3 separate regions of the Homo sapiens genome follow, and all the other regions are linked to region 3. The links are chromatin loops, found by intact Hi-C in ENCODE. Cell type or tissue: endothelial cell of umbilical vein. All regions are shown on one strand. Links, peaks and the distances in the headings refer to the core of each region. The heading gives the core; the rest is flanking DNA. Region 1 overlaps APBA1 (amyloid beta precursor protein binding family A member 1). Region 2 has its middle 110 kb from the start of CFAP95. Region 3 holds the start of LOC124902177 (a long non-coding RNA gene).

Region 1 (6,101 bases), core at 519-5,518, 130 kb after region 3:
GTTATTCTGATGCGGAGGTCAGTCTACTTCAGTGCTGGGGAAATAACTGCCAGAGATATGTTGTGGGTTGCTTTTCCTGCCCACAGTTCCATTTCTGTAGGAACTGTTCCCACTCAGGGACTCTGCCTGAGCTGCCATGATTTAATTAGGGAAGACCAAGAAAACTGGAGGGAGTAAGATAACCAAGAGGGCGCTGCCCCCTAATGGCTTCCACGGTCACAGATCCATTCCTAGGGTCTGGCCATCCTCTTTTCTGAGAGGTCTTTCTATAGGTGTGACCAATTCCTCCTTAACTAGAACTAGCTTAAGTAAGTTGCCCATTTCTGGGGGGAGAGATACTTTGCAAAGATTAATTTTATCATTTTTCCATGTTAAATACACATGGTGGGCAAAAGAAAAAACATCATAAACTATGTTTCTTATAATATATAACATTAGGGAATAAATCTTAAAGTAAGGAGCAGGAGAGAGCAAATGGTTTAGAGTTAAAAGATATAAACAATAACTTAGGATCTTTAAGAGGCTGCTGAAGCTCTTTGTGCCTCAGTTTCCTGAAGTGTCAATGAAGGCAATGCTGATATGCACCCTTCTGACCCACCTACTTTATAGAGTTACTGCAATGATAAAATGAGATCACATATGTGAAAAAGCTACGGCAGTTTAAAAGTGTTACGCATACATTTAAAACTACTTCTGTTTTGAAATTATTAGGGCTAAATTTAGTATTAAGAAAGTTCCTTTTTCACAGGTTATTTCCTGTTGCTAGAAGACACTTATGAATCTTGTAAGTCTTTAGATTGAGAATCAATTGTCGGAGTACAGAGACCAGTGAGGAATTAAATTCAGTTGCTTAAGAACAGGGCAACCCCTCTTCTCTCACGCCCTCAATATTGTTCTCTCATACAAAAGAAATCCAGAGGGGGACAGTCCAAGGATGGTACTGGAGTTTTACAATACTGTTACGGAACAACTCAGCTCTTTCCAGCTCTCCAGTCAGCCATCCTTAGAGCTTGACTCCCACATTTCCAAGATGGCAGCCTCAGTGCCTGCCACGTGTCTGTATTCCAGGCAGGCAACAGGGACAGGGCATAGGTAAAGAAGGTGCATTTCAGCAGTCAGCTTCTTTTAGAGAGCTTCCCTAGAATCCCCATCTAGTGACTTCCATTTATATCTCCTCAACCAGAAATGTGTCACACTGACCACCCCTAGCTGCAAGGAAAACTTAGAACCAGGGTTGTTGTTTGGCTGGACACCTTGCTACCCCAAATAAAATCTGGGTTCTCTTAGTAATGAAGAAAGGAAGAATGCATATTGAATAGGTCTCTCTTACACTAGCCACTGAAAATGCTGATTACTAGAATTTGAGGCAATTGTATTAATTGTCCATTTTTAAGATAGTTTAATGCTAGACATATTGGTGATACCCTAAAAGAACCAAAGCCCCACTGCCTTGGCCAGTGCCATGACTTCAAGGCTGGAAGAAGATCCAAGCTTTCCCCATTTCAGTCAAGTGCTTTACTCAGCAGTCTACTCCATGTCTGGTTTCCAACACAACCACCACCTGGGGTTCCTACCAACCCAAGAGATGGGTTCAGTGGTGTGGTCAGTGGAAAATGGCCTCCAAAGATGTCCACACCCTGGGTCCCAGAACTTGTACAGATGTTACCTTACATTACAAAGGGATTTTGTAGACCTAATTAAGAGGATGAATCTTAAAATGGGGAGATTATCCTGGATCATCTGGGTGGCCCAACCTAATCATGAGTCCTTAAAAATGGAGAATCTTTTCCAACTGTGTCAGAGAGATGGGACCAAAGAAAGAGGAAAGATTCAAAACATGAGGAGGACTTGGCACAATCCCCTCTCCTGCTGCTGACTTGGAAGACGGGAGAAAGGAACATAAACCAAGCAATGCAAGCAGCTGGGAATGACCCTCAGCCCACAGCTGCATGGAAATGGAAACTTCAGTCCTACAACCTCAGGGACCTACATTTTGCCAACCTGAATGAGTAAGAAAATGGATCATCCCTTAGATCCTCCAGAAAGGACAGAGCCCTGCCGACGCTTTGCTTTTAGCTCCATGGGACCTGTGTCAGCTTCCCATCTACAGAACCTTAAGATAATAGGTTTTTGTTGTTTTATGTCACTACGTTTGTGGTAATTTGTTACAGCAACAATAGGAAACTAATATAAGTGGGTTGGCAGAGGCTGCAAGCTCTTCCGAAATATTCTTCATAGCTTTAAGCAAGCTAATAAATGAAATGTCTCCTTACCTGCACAGAAACAGTTTCTGACAAATTAACGGACTGGAGGCCATTAAAGGGTAAAAGGCAATAGGGTGCTCAGGAGGTAAGCAAGAAAAAGGAAAAGATGGGGAAGGACTGAAACCCTGGAAGAGAAAGAACATGGTTATGTGCTGTTGGAGGCTGCCTGCACCAATGCCATTTGGTCACACATGCCCTCAGGGCTGGCCATGTTGGACATGCTCTAGATTGAACACTCTGCTCATTAACTGGTTGCAATGCTCCCCTCCTCCCCACAAAGCCCCTTTGTTCTTCTCTTTGAGGCAAACAAGTTCATTTGACTTCGGATCTCATCTGGAGTTGAAGTAGCTGACATCTACTTTGTTACAGAAGCAGCTGCTGAGGCAGCAGGACAGCTGAAGCCCTGAAATGCCCGGGGTGGTGGGAACCAGACCTCTTAGAGTAAGAGCAAAGGCCGGGTAGGGCTAGTCTTCATGATGGGCATGCAGGGAAATCACAGGGACAGACTCAAATGTCTACAGGGCCACACAGATGATGCAAATGAGTGAAGCAAGCCAGGTAGAAGAAAAAGCAATATATAGTAGTTACAGAACAGCACAAGCGCCAACGCCAAACAAATCCAGGGGAAGGCCGTTGCAGGCTCTCACTTTGCAATCTCATCTCTAAAGCAAAGGACAGGGCACATTAGTGGATGTAAAGAGTGGGCTGGCTGTCAGTCACCCTGCTAGATGTGGGTTTTGGGGAGGAGAGGCTGTAGCCTTACTGTCATTCTCCAAACACTAAGCCCATGCCTGGGACACTATAGGTGCTTAGAACACTGTTTAAGAATGTCGTAGAGAGGATACACAGCCAGCCGAGGCCTCTGCACTTTTTGTCGTCTTGCCCTCTGCCCCACTTTCACCCAAAGTTGTCTCAAAACCCACATATTTCACTTTTTGCCACTTCGATCCTATGAGTCACCAACTTCACACTCTATCAGAATCATGACATGGCCCATGAATTTTAACTCTCAAGTTCGTCTACGACTTCTCAAAACCCCTCGGCCTCACTGGCCTGTAGGTGACCTCTCGTGGTAAAAGAGGGTAACTGCACAGTGAAGAACCTTTTACATCCGAAAAATTCGATTCATATCAATTCAATCAATAGTTATAAAGTGTCCGAGGAAGAAGAAAAAATAAAAGTAGGGGACCTTTAAAACAAATCGTAACTTTTTCAAAAAAGGAATACTTTGAGGTGGATAGAAACACGGAAAGAAGGCTTACATTGGGACAGAGGAGATATAATTTTCTAATTCATATTTTTCTAACTTATTTCCCAGGATTGCTGAAAAATTGGAACTGAGTTTTCCAATCATTTAGTACAGGCTTTCGATCCTAAAGATATGGCACAGAATCTGGAGTCTGGTATACATAATATGTGCAAATTTGAGGCACATCATTTAAAGTTTCTGAGACTCAGTTTCTACATCTGAAAAATGGGAATAATACCAGTTCCACTTAACTTCTATGATTGTTATGAGGTCTAAATTAGATGAGATATGTACAGTGTTTTCTGTATTGGACCTTATAATCTTTTGGTTCATGATATATTCTCATCAGTCCTCATGCAGCTTGCTTTCATTTATTTAGCTGTTTTATTATAAACTGTACTTGTAACTGTAAAGTGTTGTGCACATATTAACTTAGGGATGCAGTGATAAAAATAATAAACTTGATGGAAAATTATGCAATTTCTTTCCATGATATAAACATGAGTTAGATTGAGTTCTTCTTCCTCCTTTCCTTTTAAATGCTCTCTGGAATTTTTCTCATCCTCTTTCTCAAATCAATTCAGTCATCCTTTATTTTATTTTTTTACCTCTTCTGTATTCAGTTTGTTCCCATATTATTTTATAAGTGCCCTTCAATTAATTCATTAATGTAGGTTCTTATTTGAAATAATACAAAGAGAAATCATGTATTATGGTAGAGGGTTGGAGCAAATTACCTTTAAGTCACTCATTCATCCATTCATTCTGTAAATATTTAGTGAGCTTCTATTATATGGCATTGTGATAAGCACGAGGGATATAAAGTGAATAAAATGAACAAGGTCTTTGCCCTCATGGAACTTACCCTGAGGAGTTTACAATAGAAATAATTAAACATATCCTGTGAGCTCTGAGAAGTGCTGTAAAGAGAATAAACAAGGGTGAAGATACAGGAGATGGGAGAGTGAGCATGTAGTTATCTGGGGAAAAGCATTCCATACAAAGTGAACAGCAAGTTCTAAAGTCCTGAGGTGGGAGCAAAGAGGAGCATCATACAGTCCTCTACCATGTGTAAGTAATTTATTGGACATCTCATGGATATATGTGTACAGTCTATCAATATGCATACATAGATATGTATAAACATAGATATATGTATAAATATATAAGTAAATATACATAAAATACATACATTATATGAATATCTTAAAACCTTATCAGGAGCGTGTTAAACCTTAGCTATGAGAAAAAATAGTATTGACATATCCTGCCTTCAGATAAAGTTCATTAAACATATTTTTGGGACAAGAAAAAATCTGGAAAAGTAATTTAATGGATACTTTTTGGATGGCCTTGGTGACAGATTTCCAGGAATGAGGTCACGGCTGCTTTGTTAACACTGCTATACATTGTCACTTGTAACAGCATATGTAGCTTCACAACTTAACATCAATATTTTAAAAAGTAAAATAATCTGGCTGGGCGCGGTGGCTCATGCCTCTAATCCCAGCACTTTGGGAGGCTGAGGTGGGCGGAACATGAGGTCAGGAGTTCGAGACCAGCCTGTCCAACATGGTGAAACCCTGTCTCTACTAAAGATACAAAAAATTAGCTGGGCGTGGTGGCACACGCCTGTAATCCCAGCTACTCGGGAGGCTGGGGCAAGAGAATCGCTTTAACCCGGGAGGCGGAGGTTGCAGTCAGCTGAGATCATGCCACTGCACTCCAGCCTGGGTGACAGGGTGAGACTCCGCCTCAAAAAAAAAAAAAAGTAAAATAATCTGTTTACTTTGTAAACATTAGCTTATGGAATTTCAGGACCAATCTCTTTGTTTTCTGTATTTTTTCTGCCAATATTACATGATTTTATTACAAAAGAAGTCTGGGTGAACTTTTTTATTGCTGGAACGAAAATCCTAATTACTCTGTATCATGGAGTTTGAAGGCAAGGAGAAACAAGGCTGTTGAAAGGTTCCATGAAATCTCTATCAGTGCAAAACCTGTGTACCATGAAATGGTAAATCTGCAACATTTCATTTTTTCTTCTAATCTTCGCTGTACAGACAGTTGCAGGCTTTCTCTTTCTCTACTTCCCTTAATTCCATAAAACTTTAATGCCTACTCTGCAGAAGGCATGGCATCTATGGTTTGAGATGGAAAGACACACAGGAGGGGAAGAACTGACTTGTGCTGAGAGGCCAACATGAAACTGTTCAGAGTTTTAAAGACATATCACACAGTTCACTATGGACAGAAACTTGGAGGTGGCAGTTCCTGCAGAAGTGTTGGGAATATGGCTGGAAAGACTGAGAAGAAAGTATCCTGAAAGCTTTGAATATGACAATGGAAGAGGCTGTTTACAAAATTTTCAGCCATCATGAGGATTTTAAAAAGGAAAAAATGAAATGATAGCACCAGTGTTTGCCTCCAAGATGATCTTCACAAGTTGGGTGATTATTACATTTAGGCTGAGCCTAGATATGTCCTCCACCTTGCTTGATTCATTGTGTTTTTCTGTTCAAGTATTAGAAAACACGTACCACAGAGCGAATGGAGAGTAATCAGCTAATGGCTCATTATTTATGTAT
Region 2 (6,101 bases), core at 791-5,790, 510 kb after region 3:
TTTTCTGCTATCAGGACTGTGGTTCCAGTGGTTAGAAGCACTTAGGTGAAGTCCTTCCCAGGACAGCTCAAGTTTTTCTTCTTTCTAGCTTTTGATGAGGACATGATCCCCAGGCTGATGTTGATGTACTGGGAACTCCAGGGGCGGCGCCTGTGCTAGGAGACCTTTGGTTTTTAAAAAAAGAGAAAGTAGAGGAGAGACCAAGTATATAATTCCTGAGGAATTGATCTTTTGTTTCAAATGTAGGAATGCCAGCAGTGGAGTGTAAATAAGGCAATTAGAGCATCTCATAAGGAGAAAGGCCAATATCTTTCCAAGGAGCAGCTCAGATTCTTAAAAGGCAATAAGAAGACATTTGGTCCATGGCAACTGAGTCTCTAGAACTAATTTGGTTATGTGGTTCTTTAAGGTCTAATTCATCCTTTCTATTCTTCTTGAGGAAGGTGGGTGCCAAGGAGTATGATATTCCCATCTAATGTCTAGGGCTTGGGATAGCTTTTTAATGATATGTGCTATGAAATGGGTTCCATTGTCTGAATCAATATTTTCTATTGGTCCAAACCTGGGCACTATCTTTTCAGTTAATGCTTTAACTACATTATTGGCCATTGCATTTGAAAAGGGAATAGCTTCAACTCAATGAGTAAGGTGATCTGCTGTTACTAATAAGTACTTTAGGCGACCGATTGGGGGCATTTCAGTGTAGTCAATTTGAACACTTTGGAATGGTCTTAGCCCTGGATCCCTCCCCGCAAGGGGCGATTTCTTTGTAACTTGTTTGTTGGGTTTTTTTTTTTTACATATGAAGCAACTATCTTTAATCTGTTTGGCTACAGTATAAGTTCCTGAACACCCATAAACCCTGAGAACTGCATCACACATAGCTTGGGGTCCCCAGTGGGTCCCTTGATGCAGATGGGACAGGATTTCCTTCATGACGAGTTTGGATAGTATTTCTCATTGATCTGGTAACACCCATTTTCCTTCTGAGTTTTCTTTGGCTCCTATTCTTATTAATTTTTCCTTTTCTGCAGCAGAGAAGATAGAGGTTGCAGCAGGGGGAGGAAGACAAGGAGTTAAGTGAAAGATAGGTGTTTCAGATGAAACAGCAGCCTGCTTAGCTGCTTGATTTGCAAGGTTATTTCCCCAACTTGTAAAGGAAAAGTCTTTTTAGTGTCTGGGGACATGTACAATGGCTATTTCTTCTGGCAACTGGAGATTGTTTAAAACATGGATGATTAGCTCTTCATGGGCAAGATTTTGGCCTTTAAAATTAATAAGAGGTTTCTCAGGCCAAATTTTTCCAAATGTATGTGCTACTCCAAAGGCATACTTAGAATCAGTATAAATAGTTTCTTCCTTGTTCTGTAAGTGTTTTAAAGCCTGGCTGAGGGCAAATGGTTCACAAACTTGGGCAGATCAACTATTGGGCAACCTTCCTGACTCTATTTCTTCAAGAGTTTCTCTATCAATTACTGAATACCCATTATGCCTTTCTCCTTTAATTACTTGGGAGGAACCATCTATAAATAAGCATCGCCCCATTTTGAAAGGGGTCTCTCCTAGATCTGGCCTGACCTTCATTTGGTAGTCAATTAAATCTAAACATAGGTGTTCTCTTTTTAGATTTGGGTCTCCTGTCAAGAAACCTGCTGGGTTGAGTGAATTATCAGTAGTTAAGGTTAAATTCATCTTTTTTCTAGTAGAATAGCCTCATATTTTAATTTTTCAAGATTCAATTTCAGTATTTCAAGATTCTGGAGTCAGTGAGCACCTTCCTGCTTTTTTATTTAAAGTAGCTCTAACTTGGTGGGGTGTGCTTACAGTTAATTTTCCCCCAAAGGTTAATTTTCTGGTTTCTTCAACTAATACTTCTGTAGCTGCAACAGATTGAAAACATTGAGGCCATCTACAGGTATTGGGTGTAAAACTTTTGATAGGAAGGCTATGGGCTGCCAGCGGCCACTGGGTTCTTGAGTGAGCACCCCTAAAGCTACCCTGTTATTTATGTTAACAAAAAGATGAAATGGCTTTTCTAGGGAAGGTAAGGCTAAAAAACCTGATCGGCTTCCTCAGAAGTCCACAGGAGATGGTCCAGCTTCCACTAGGTAAGCTTTTCATATAAAAGTTTACTTTTTAGGGCATATGAGTCAATCCATAAGCAGCAGTATCCAACTAATCCTAAAAATGTTCTGAGTCCTTGCTTAGTTTGAGGCAGGGATAAGGACACGATGCCTTCAACTCACTCAGGCCCTATTCTTCACTTACCTCCACTGATAAAAGTGGCCTAAATATTTAACTTCAGTCTCCACATACTGAAGCTTTCCCTTTGAGACCCATAGCCCCTCAAATTCCAGATGGTTAAGAATATGTGTAGAGAAGTCAGCTACTTTTTTTACATCTTCACCAGATATAAGAATATCACCCACATACTGGACCAGGCATATCTACTTTGGGATGACAACTTTTTCTGACACTTGTTCTAGATTTGGCCAAAAAGGTTTAGGGAGTCTGTGAACCCTTGAACTCCATTGATACTGTTGTTTTTGCCCTGAATGGGGGTCCTCCCACTCAAAAGCAAATGTGTCTCAGCTGTCTTTAGCCAAGGGGCATGCCCAGAAGGCATCCTTTAAGTCTATTACTGTAAACCACTGATGATTATATGGAATTTTGCTGAGAATGGTGTATGGGTTGGGGACAACAGGATGGGTAGTCTGGACTATTTGACTGATGGCTTTAAGATCTTGCACCAGTCAGTATGTCCCATCTGCTTTCTTGACTGGCAATACTGGAGTGTTATAAGGGGACATACAGGGTACAAGGGAGTCCATCTTTAATAAGACTTTCAATTATAGGCTTTAACCCTATTCTGCCCTCTAGGGGAATGGGGTATTTTTTTCCTCCTCACTACTTCCCCAGTGGGTTTTTAGCTTGATGTGGCTTGGAGGGATTTGGAGTTTCCCTAGGTTTCCCTCCCTTGACCAGACATTGGGATTACTGTATTTTTCATCTGCAGTGGTGAGTAGGTTTAATGAGGCAAGAAATCCTTTAGGGTGAACTTGTAGGCCTATGCCTAATTTTAGCATTAAGTCTCTTCCCAATAGATTAGTTCCTGCCTCAGGGATCAATAAAAATTGGATATGAGTCAATCAATCTTGGTATTTAACTTCTGTACTTTCTAAGATTTTTGCCTTAAATCCTTCTCCTTTTATCCCAGAGACTAAAAGTTCTTCTGAAGAGCAGGCAATGTTAGGTGGAGGGAAACAAATGGAGAAGTGAGCCACTCCTAAATTGACTAAAAAGGTGATAGGCTCCTGTTTGGGTCCCACCTCTAAATTTATCAAGGGCTCCTGGTGGGATTCGAAGCAAAAGAGACAGAGCCCCTGACTCCCCTATTCTTCCTCAAAAGTCATGAGTGGTAGGGCTTCTTTCTGCCTTTGCAATTCAGGACATTCTCTCTTGAAGTGGCCTGCTGTTCCACATTTGTAGTACCTATCCTGTCTCTCCACTGTCTCAATCCTGGGATTCTTTAGCTTTGCTCCCCCATATTTTTTAGATGGTCTGGTAGATGAGGGGCGGGGTCCTCTAGATGGAGGCTTGTGTCCTTTAAACAGAGATCTGGACCCTTTATAGTTTCTGGCCCCCTGGAAGCTATATTTAGAAATGTGTGGGTTTGGAGCCACCTGCTGGAAAGTGTATAACATGAGTTTTGCCTTTTGTTTTTGCTTTTCTTTGTCTCTCTTTACGTACACTTTTGGAGCTTCCCTAAGGAGTTCACTCAGAGGTTGGTTTTCCCAATTTTCTAATTTTTGTAACGAAATATCTGGCTAACTTTTAGTGACAAAATGGAGCTTTAACATTCCCTGTCCAAGGGGATCTTCTAAATTTAGGCCTGCATATTGTCTCATTTGGTCCTTTAGTCTGTCTAGAAATTTCATAGGCCCCTCATCTTTTTCCTGTTATGAAACAACAATCAAGTGCTCTAGAGAGCTTTTGGGTTCGGGGTACTGATTCCCTAATTCCTTTTATTATCGTGTCCCTTAGGTCTTGCATATTTTCCTGGTGAGCCACATTATTATTGTCCCACCAGGGGTCTTGGGTGGGAAACTTCTGATCTGCAGTAGGAAGGTTTTTACCGGGAGGGTGTTCATGTTCCCAAATTACCATAGCAGGCTTATGGATCATGCTTCTTTCTTCCCCCGAAAAGAGGATGCCTAGGATGGACATTAACTCAACGCAAGTGTATAATTGAGGTCCCAAGAATTGATCAACTTGATCTGCCACCCATAAGGGTCATCAAACAATGGCTTAAGTTCCTTCGTCAAAGTTTGGATCTCCAAACTGGTTAAGGGAGCATTCACAAAGCCAATAGCTCCCCATTCTTGTGGCACCTCCTTTAAGGGGAAGAGAGTTGGGGCTGACTCCTTAGATGTAGAGGGAAATGGGAAATTTTGGATAGCATTTCTCCATTGTTCTATATCATGTTGGAGTCCTTTTAGGGAAGGGTACTGGGGCTGAGAAGTAACAGGCTCATGGGATGGTTCCCAAGAATCAGGATTGTAAGGAGGAGGCATAATGTGAGCAGGGGAAGGATCTGGATCAGGATCTAGGATGGCAGCAGCTGCCTGAGGGGAAGGGTTAGGGGCACTGAGTGGGGGAAGATGGTCTAGGGGATCCTATATGCTGGAGTCTTTAGGCACAGGAACTGGCTTTTCTGACTCTTCATTTTGAGATTCTAGATTGAGTTTTTCCCTAGTTGTCTTTAAGGAAAAAGGAGAATGGGTCCCTGACTCCAAACAAAGAGCACAATCCAGTTCTTCTTGAGAAACCAGGCTTTTATCATTTACATATTAAATCAGAAGTTGACACACCACATCCTCATTTGACCCAAACATCGGCCAGAAGATTGAGGGTTTGAGGATGGGTCCCTGAGTCCAAATAAAACCGCAATATTTTATCATTTGTTGCTTTTTCTTTTTGTTTAGTCCTCTCATTATCTTTCCAATATTTTAACATGAGACCCAGGGGACTATCAGAGGGAATATCTTTATTGCTATCTTTATCCCTTTTACTCCCTGTCTTGCTTGGGGTATTTCCCATGTTGAGTCCTAGTTAGGCTCAATCCCTCGTATTAGAGATTTCTTGCCTATCCTTCTCTGGAGGCTTATTGAGACTCAATCCCTCATATTAGAGATTTCTTGCCTATCCTTTAGCCCCACCTGCTGGAGGCTCCTTGTACCCTTCTTTCACTGTGTCCACTCTGGCCGCTTCCCTGAGGGGAATTTAGGTCCCTCTTAACATTGGTGTGCCAGTATAAACCCCACAGCAGGATGCTCCCTAAGCCATATGAGGTGACCACGGAACCGCAGATAGGAACCACTCACTCTGCACAGCAGTAGTGCTTAGTACCATCCACACAAGCACACTGCCAGCAGTAGTGCTTGTGATCATCCACACACACTTTCAACCTCCAGAATATCCCGACCACCAAGGAAATACTTTGTCACTCCAGTGACATTTCTTACCTTGGCCTGTGCACAGAGTTACCTGGTCTCTGTGCTGTTGCAAGCCTTTTTCTCCCTGCATTGCTGAGAGTCTGGGTTTATTCATTGCGCTGGGTGGGTCCTGATCCCTCACCCTGAGGCCACTGCAATGAGACAGTGGGATGCTCCTCATGAAAGGTGACAGGAGACCCCGTTCCCAGAGGAGAATGGGAATCCTGGACGAGCCCCAATATTTGTTGGAGATAAATGATCAGTGCTGCAAAGTGAAACCAGCACTCAGGCAAAAGTTTTCTCAGCAAGGCAACTTATTTCAACAGAAGGGTGCTGCTCACGTCAATCACGATTGCAAGAGCACACTGAACAGAGGAAAGCAGGGATTTTTACTCCTAATGCAATCACTACCTCTGTGTCACTCCCCCATGGGCTGGGGTCAGACTGCATAATCTAAACTGACCTGGTTGGCTATTTGTGAATATTTTCCCAAATAAGGAAGGGAAGGGGAATGTGAGTTACAGTGGTGGGACATGCGGTTTTGGTGGGAGGAATGGGTGCACAGTGGGTATCCAAGGGAACAGATGTGAGTTATTGATTAGAACT
Region 3 (6,101 bases), core at 678-5,677:
TAATCTCCTGGTGTGCCATTTGTTAAGCCCAATGCCTCGCCCTGCTTCGGCTCACACAAGGTGTGCTGCACCCACTGTCCTGCACCCACTGTCCGGCACTCCCCAGTGAGATGAACCTGGTACCTCAGTTGGAAATGCAGAAATCACCCATCTTCTGCATTGCTCATGCTGGGAGCTGTAGACTGGAGCTGTTCCTATTCGGCCATTTTAATCACATTTCTAATAGAAATTGAATATTGGAGGATTTCTAGTGAACATGTGAGGGGAAGAAGATCAAAAGATCACTTTGCACTGGAAACATTTCACTGTGTTTGTGCTGTGGTTGGAGATTTCAGTAAGATGGGAGCTGAGCAGAGGCCTACTGTGTGTCCTGTGAGGCCACTGCACTGGAGGCGACCTCAGGTGTCACTTGGAATGCTGTCTCTTCTCCCTTAGCCAAGGCAGGTCCTGGAGACCTTCAGAGCCTGTTTTCTAATGCTGTGGCAAACAACTAAAATGTCGACATTTGACCTGTGTGCTCCCAAATGGACCATAAAAAGATGATTGCTTATTTTATTTAGTAATAAAAGTAATATTTTTAGGCCACCCCTCCACAAGAAAGCTTAGAAATTGCTTAAGTAGCTGAGAAGCTGGCCACAGCAGGTGTGCTGGTAAGTGTTTAACAACCAGCTCTCTGGGGGGGAAACTATGAGTGTGCATCTGTGCTTATTTACCTGATATAAAGAATGTGTAACACACAGTTTACAAATAATAATAATATATTCACTCATTTTTTGGGGGGGGTGCAGGTAGAAACTCACTCTGTTGCCCAGGCTGGAGTGCAGTGGTGCAATCATAGCTCACTGCAGCCTTAAACTCCTGGGCTCAAGCAATCCTCCTGCCCCAGCCTCCCAAGTAGCTGGGACCACAGGCACGTGACACCATGTCTGGCTAATGTTTTATGTTTTTGTAGAGAAGGAGGACTTGCACTGTTGCCCTAACTGGTCTTCAACTCCTAGGCTCAAATGATCCTGTTGCCTCAGCCTCCCAAAGCTCTGAGTTTACAGGTGTGAGCCACCATGCCCCGCCTCACTAATCTTTATTGCAAATGCCACCCACCTATAACTTCAGTATGACTTGGTATTTCCTGCAAACTCACAATCAGTTTTTCTAATTCTGTTACCAAGAATAGTGTCACCAAACCAGACTACAAATAAATGTTTGACTCCTATGTGAATCGCCAAAGATGTTACTCATAATACTGGTGAATGAATGGAGCTCTGACATGCTACACTGTGGGAGGCTGTGGCTCTGGGTGTGGTAGAGCTGGTTGCCATCATAAAGAAAAGCTCAAGTGAATGGGGGGAGAGCAGGTAGAACTGGAACCCATGAGGACAGAGTTCTGTCCTACCTGCCTCCCACTGCAGTGATGTGGGGACCTGCAGGAGGAGTTAGTCCCACTCACACCTGGCCCAGGTCTCAGAGATACTGAGGGAGAATCTGGAGGAGCTGCCGACCGGCTGCTTCTCTGAGCCGCTGGTGCAAGCCAGCAGACCATCGACAACGTGTATGAGCTGCGACAGCCCCTGGTGTTGCCGGGACCCACAGTGCATTTTGGCTGACGCTTCCTATCTGCCCTCCAAATCTCACCTAAACCTCTCCTGCAGTCCTCATTTGGAATCATACAGGGAGGGAAGTCTGGAAAACAAAGTTCTAGCCTAGTTAAGTTGACTTGATGGAACGCCACCATGCTTGCTTGATGCTTCTGTGCTAGGTGGGGATCTCCTCACCCTGTTGTTCCAGGTTTCTTTGCCTCTGCATGGAAAGCTGTTTTTCAACCATGGGACCTGGAAAACTCCTGTAGTATATTCAAACCCTGCAAAGATCTCACTCGCTCTGAGAAAAGCTCCCGGACCCTTCCCCTCCAGGACTAGTTCTGTACCTTGTACTCAATGACTGTGTCTACTGCACATGCTAAATGTTCAAGGACAGAGTCACTAATGGTTAGAACAACTGAGCCAAGCTGTGCCCATCGCATAGGTGAAGAACTGGAGGAGCAGAGTGGTTGAGTAGCTTGCCAAGATCACACAGTGACAATTGGTAGGAAAGCTGTAATTTGAACCCGGTCTGTGACTCCTCTTTTAATTATAACCCACGGTGACTAGAAAGTCAAGGGAGATTTGGCTCCTGCCCATAAGAAACTCCAATTAGTGGAGGGGAAAGAGGTGGTTAAGGTAGTAAGTAGCTGGTCAGTTGTGCTATGTCTGAGACTGACAATAGGAGCAGAATGTGGAGTAGACCCTGGATAAGGGGGTCCAGGGTAGGAATGAGGTTGTTTCCCGCCTTCCGCCTTCCGCCTTCCACTTCCCGCAGCGGTAGCCTCAGCCTTCTAGGAATGGCTTCTCCCCAGCTGGAGGAAGGGACTAGAAGGCAGCAGTTATCTATGCTGCTTGCCGCGCCACTGTCACAAAGACTCTGGAGCTAGCCTGAGAACTGGGGTCACAGCAGTGTGCTCAGCCTACCTCCAGGGCCTCCTGGGTCTGGCCAGTAGGAAGATGAGGTCCGCGTTGTTGTCTGTCAGCAGCTGGGATCATACAAAGGAGCATTAGCCTGGGAGCTAGGGAGTGAGGTTCTAGCTGCCTGCTCGCTGTGTAGTCTCCAGCAAGTCCTACCCCTCTTGGGGTCTTTGGTTTCCTTATCTGGAAAACAAGGGGCCTGGGATGGGTGGCCAAGGCTCCTCCTTCCCTCAATCGCCTGGGAATCTTGGCAGTTATTTGGATTTGGCATTTCTCATGTAATTCCACCAGAGGGCGCCAAATACTAGCTCTTACCAACTTGGTTCCTGAAGCGGGTGTCTGCTGGGGAGGGCGCAGAGGAGGTGGAGTGTGAGTTGAGTGTGATAGTGTGGAAGCAATTAGCAATTAAGTGTATGTGAGTGAGTGTGTGTGTGTGTGTGTGTGTGTGTGTAGCACCAAAGCTCCTGTAACCGCCTATATCTCCCACCACCACCCTCTGCCTGCTGGCTGCATCTTCAGCCACTTGAATTCTCCTTTCTTAGCCTCCACGCCCTACCAGAGAGGCCTGGCCTCAGGGCCTTTGTCCTTGCTGTCCCTTTAGCTTGGAACACGCATCCCTAAGGCATCCACAGGGCCCTCCCTCACTTCTTCTTCATGAGGCATTCCTAACCAACCTACATAAAATAGCCACCCCCAAACTCATTCTAAGCTTTAGTTAAAAACATTAAAGAAAACTGTGGTAAAATATACCATAACATAAAAAGTACTATTTTAACCATTAATTTTTAAAATAAGAATATAGTTAAATACATATAACATAAAATTTCCCATCTTAGCTATTTTTAAGTGCATAGTTCAGTAGTGTAGCGTACATTCACATTGCTGTGCAATCAGTCTGCAGGGCTCTCTTTTTCTGGCAAAACTGGAGCTCTGTACCTACTTAACAATAACTCTTCATTTCCTCCACTCCTCTACTTTCTGTCTGTAAGAATTTGACTACATCAGGTATCTCATGTAAGTGGAATTATACAGTATTTATCTTCTTGTGACTGGCTTATTTCACTCAGCATAATGTCCTTCCAGTAGCGATAAACCCTTATGCTAGCATGTGCCAGAATTTCCTTCCTTTTTAAGGCTGAATAATATCCCACTGTGTGCCTGTACCATGTTGTGTTGACCCACTCATCGATGGACACTTTGGTTGCTTCTGTCTTTTGGCTGTTGTGAATAATGCTACCATAAATAGGGATGTACAAATACCTGTTTGAACTCCTGATTTCAATTATTGTTATTATTATTTTTTGAGACAAGGTCTTAGTCTGTTGCCCAGCCTGGATTGCAGTGGCACAATTTCAACTCACTGAAGCCTTGACCTCCCAAGCCCTAAGCAATCCTCCCAATTCAGCTTCCTGAGTAGCTGGGACTCCAGACTTGCACCACCACGTCCAGTTAATTTTATTTTTTTTTGTGGAGACAGGGTTTTGCTATGTTGCCCAGACTGGTCTGGAACTCCTGAGCTCAAATGATCCCCCTGTCTTGGCCTCCCAAAGTGCTGAGATCACAGGTGTGAGCTATCACACCTGGCCCCTGCTTTCAATTCTTGTTCCATGCTTTTATATTTTATTTTATTTTATTTATTTTGAGATAGGGTCTCGCTCTGTTGCCCAGGCTGGAGGGCAGTGTCCATGCTTTATTTTTTCTGCAGAGCACTAATTACCAACCAACTGCCCTCCTCCTGCCCACAACTAGAGATGCAAATGATTTCTATTTGGTAGAAAGATAACCCTAAAGGTTATAATTGTATTGCCTTAAGGACATTAGCCAGTTTTGTTTTATTTTATTTTATTGTTGAGACGGAGTCTCGCTCTGTCACCCAGGCTGTAGTGCAGTGGTGCAATCTCGGCTCACTGCAACCTCCGCTTCCTGGGTTCAAGCGATTCTCATGCCTCAGTCTCCCATGTTGCTGGGATTACAGATGCCCACCACTATGCCTAATTTTTGTGTTTTTGGTAGAGGTGGGGTTTCACCACGTTGGCCAGGCTGGTTTCAATCTCCTGACCTCAGATGATCCACCCGCCTCGGCTTCCCAAAGTTCTGGGATTACAGGTGTGAGCCACCATGCCCAGTCGCAACCGGTTTTACTTCAAACCTAGTAATTTTATTCTAACATTCTTTTAAAAATGTCTATAAATACTTAGGTCCTCCAAATACTTTTTGGACCAGCTTTACCATCTTACTTGTTTCATCATTAATGATTAATAAATCTCTGATATGTGTTCATTCCATCTTTGTTATGGGAGTTATGTTTTTTAACTTTTAAAAAAGTATGCATTGGCATCTAGAAGTTTTTCCCAGGGGCTAAAATCTGCTTTTGGATGAAATTCAGTACATCAGTAGTTTAGGACTTCGGGTGTTTGGGGGCGACCTGCACTAAGCCATGCAAGTGCGTGCGGAGCCTCTTGAGTTGTGGCTCCCGTTGGTGTACCCAGGGGGTCTGGAAATTCCAGGAAGCTTATGAGGACCTGGATCTGCTGGGCCCCAGGAACGGCCAGTACTTCCTCAGCAACCACTATGCGCCATGCACATTCTGAAAGCTTTCTATGTGTTAGCTTATCCTCACACGGTCTCCCTGAGATAAACACTAGTTTGCAGATGAGGAAACAAGCTCAGAGGGTTTAAGGAACTCTGAGGATCACAGTTTAAGCAAAAATTATAGAAGAAAGACCTAAATAAAGTGGTTCTATGTGCATCAAGGTGGTTAAATGGTTTTTTTCTCTAGTTCTGCAATTTCATCTAAGATCAAAGCCAAGAGGGGGAAGCTAAGGTATAGTCTATGGTAGGAGCAGCCTTGCCTGTGGGGGCAGACCACACCCACACAGGCAGATACCATCCATCAGGGGACTGTGGTCTCCTGTGGGACAGACAGACTTCCAGGGAGCTTGCTGAGAGGTGCCAGTTCAAAGACTAGACCCTCCCACCAGCTGTCTTCCCACCGTCATCCTGGTGATGTGAGAGGGGTGTTGTCATTGGCGGGGGATGGGTGCAGAATTCAGGAAAGGAGCTACTTACTCGCCACTCCACTCTGGGAGGCAAGGGAATATTGACCTCGTCAAGGGAGGCGAATCCCAAGAGCATCACTGTGAAGGCTGGGGGCCTGTGCCCTCCACTTGCCTCCCCACACACTGAACTGGGTGCTGGTAACGTCTTATCTACATGTGGCCGAGGGACCGGACCAGCAGAAGGTGTGGTGCTGTGGGTGGTGAGAGAGATAATAGGAAGCAATGGCTCTGGGATGGGCAGGGGAGAGACAGCCAGGGGTGCCCCTCCCTTCCTCTGAGGGTGAGGAGGATGGTTGCTGGATGCTTCAGGAGCTTGCTGGCTGGGGAGATGGTGGCTGCAGGCGGCTGGGGACACAACCTGTGTGGAAGAGGTGTGCACTTTAGAGGTGTGCACAGATTGGTACCAGTCTGTGGCCTGTTAGGAACTGTGCCACACAGCAGGAGGCGAGCAACAAGTGAACAAAGCTTCATGTGTATTTACAGCCGCTCGCCGTCGCTGGCTCACATTACCGCCTGAGCTCCGCCTCCTGTCAGATCTGCGGCAGCA

What was found. Hi-C counts contacts between places; a loop is a spot of excess contacts. Peaks named below come from ENCODE experiments on the same cell type or tissue, not always from the same donor. Only the 100,000 strongest peaks of a DNase experiment are listed, where the experiment ranks them.
Region 1: it touches region 3 in a loop (7-fold over the local background); 101 of 110 quality-filtered maps call a loop at or near these places.
Region 2: it touches region 3 in a loop (10-fold over the local background); 28 of 110 quality-filtered maps call a loop at or near these places.

The regions. Positions count from the first base shown.
Region 1 is chr9:69,546,283-69,552,383 of GRCh38, forward strand. The region is part of intron 1 of APBA1 (amyloid beta precursor protein binding family A member 1); the gene reads right to left. Among named protein-coding and RNA genes, the nearest start is that of APBA1, 120 kb to the right of the region's middle. In endothelial cell of umbilical vein, for the core only: a CTCF peak has its summit at 3,342 (motif pointing left); a DNase peak (open chromatin) is centred at 3,309; H3K27me3 peaks cover 396 bases.
Region 2 is chr9:69,927,868-69,933,968 of GRCh38, forward strand. No RefSeq gene overlaps it. Among named protein-coding and RNA genes, the nearest start is that of CFAP95, 110 kb to the left of the region's middle. In endothelial cell of umbilical vein, for the core only: CTCF peaks have their summits at 3,693 (motif pointing left) and 5,258 (motif pointing left); DNase peaks (open chromatin) are centred at 3,684 and 5,214; H3K27me3 peaks cover 186 bases.
Region 3 is chr9:69,419,582-69,425,682 of GRCh38, forward strand. It overlaps LOC124902177 (a long non-coding RNA gene), which reads right to left and starts at 2,934. Exons shown (of 2, transcript XR_007061568.1): 1 at 2,502-2,934. RefSeq lists a silencer at 2,892-3,186. In endothelial cell of umbilical vein, for the core only: a CTCF peak has its summit at 2,786 (motif pointing right); a DNase peak (open chromatin) is centred at 2,800.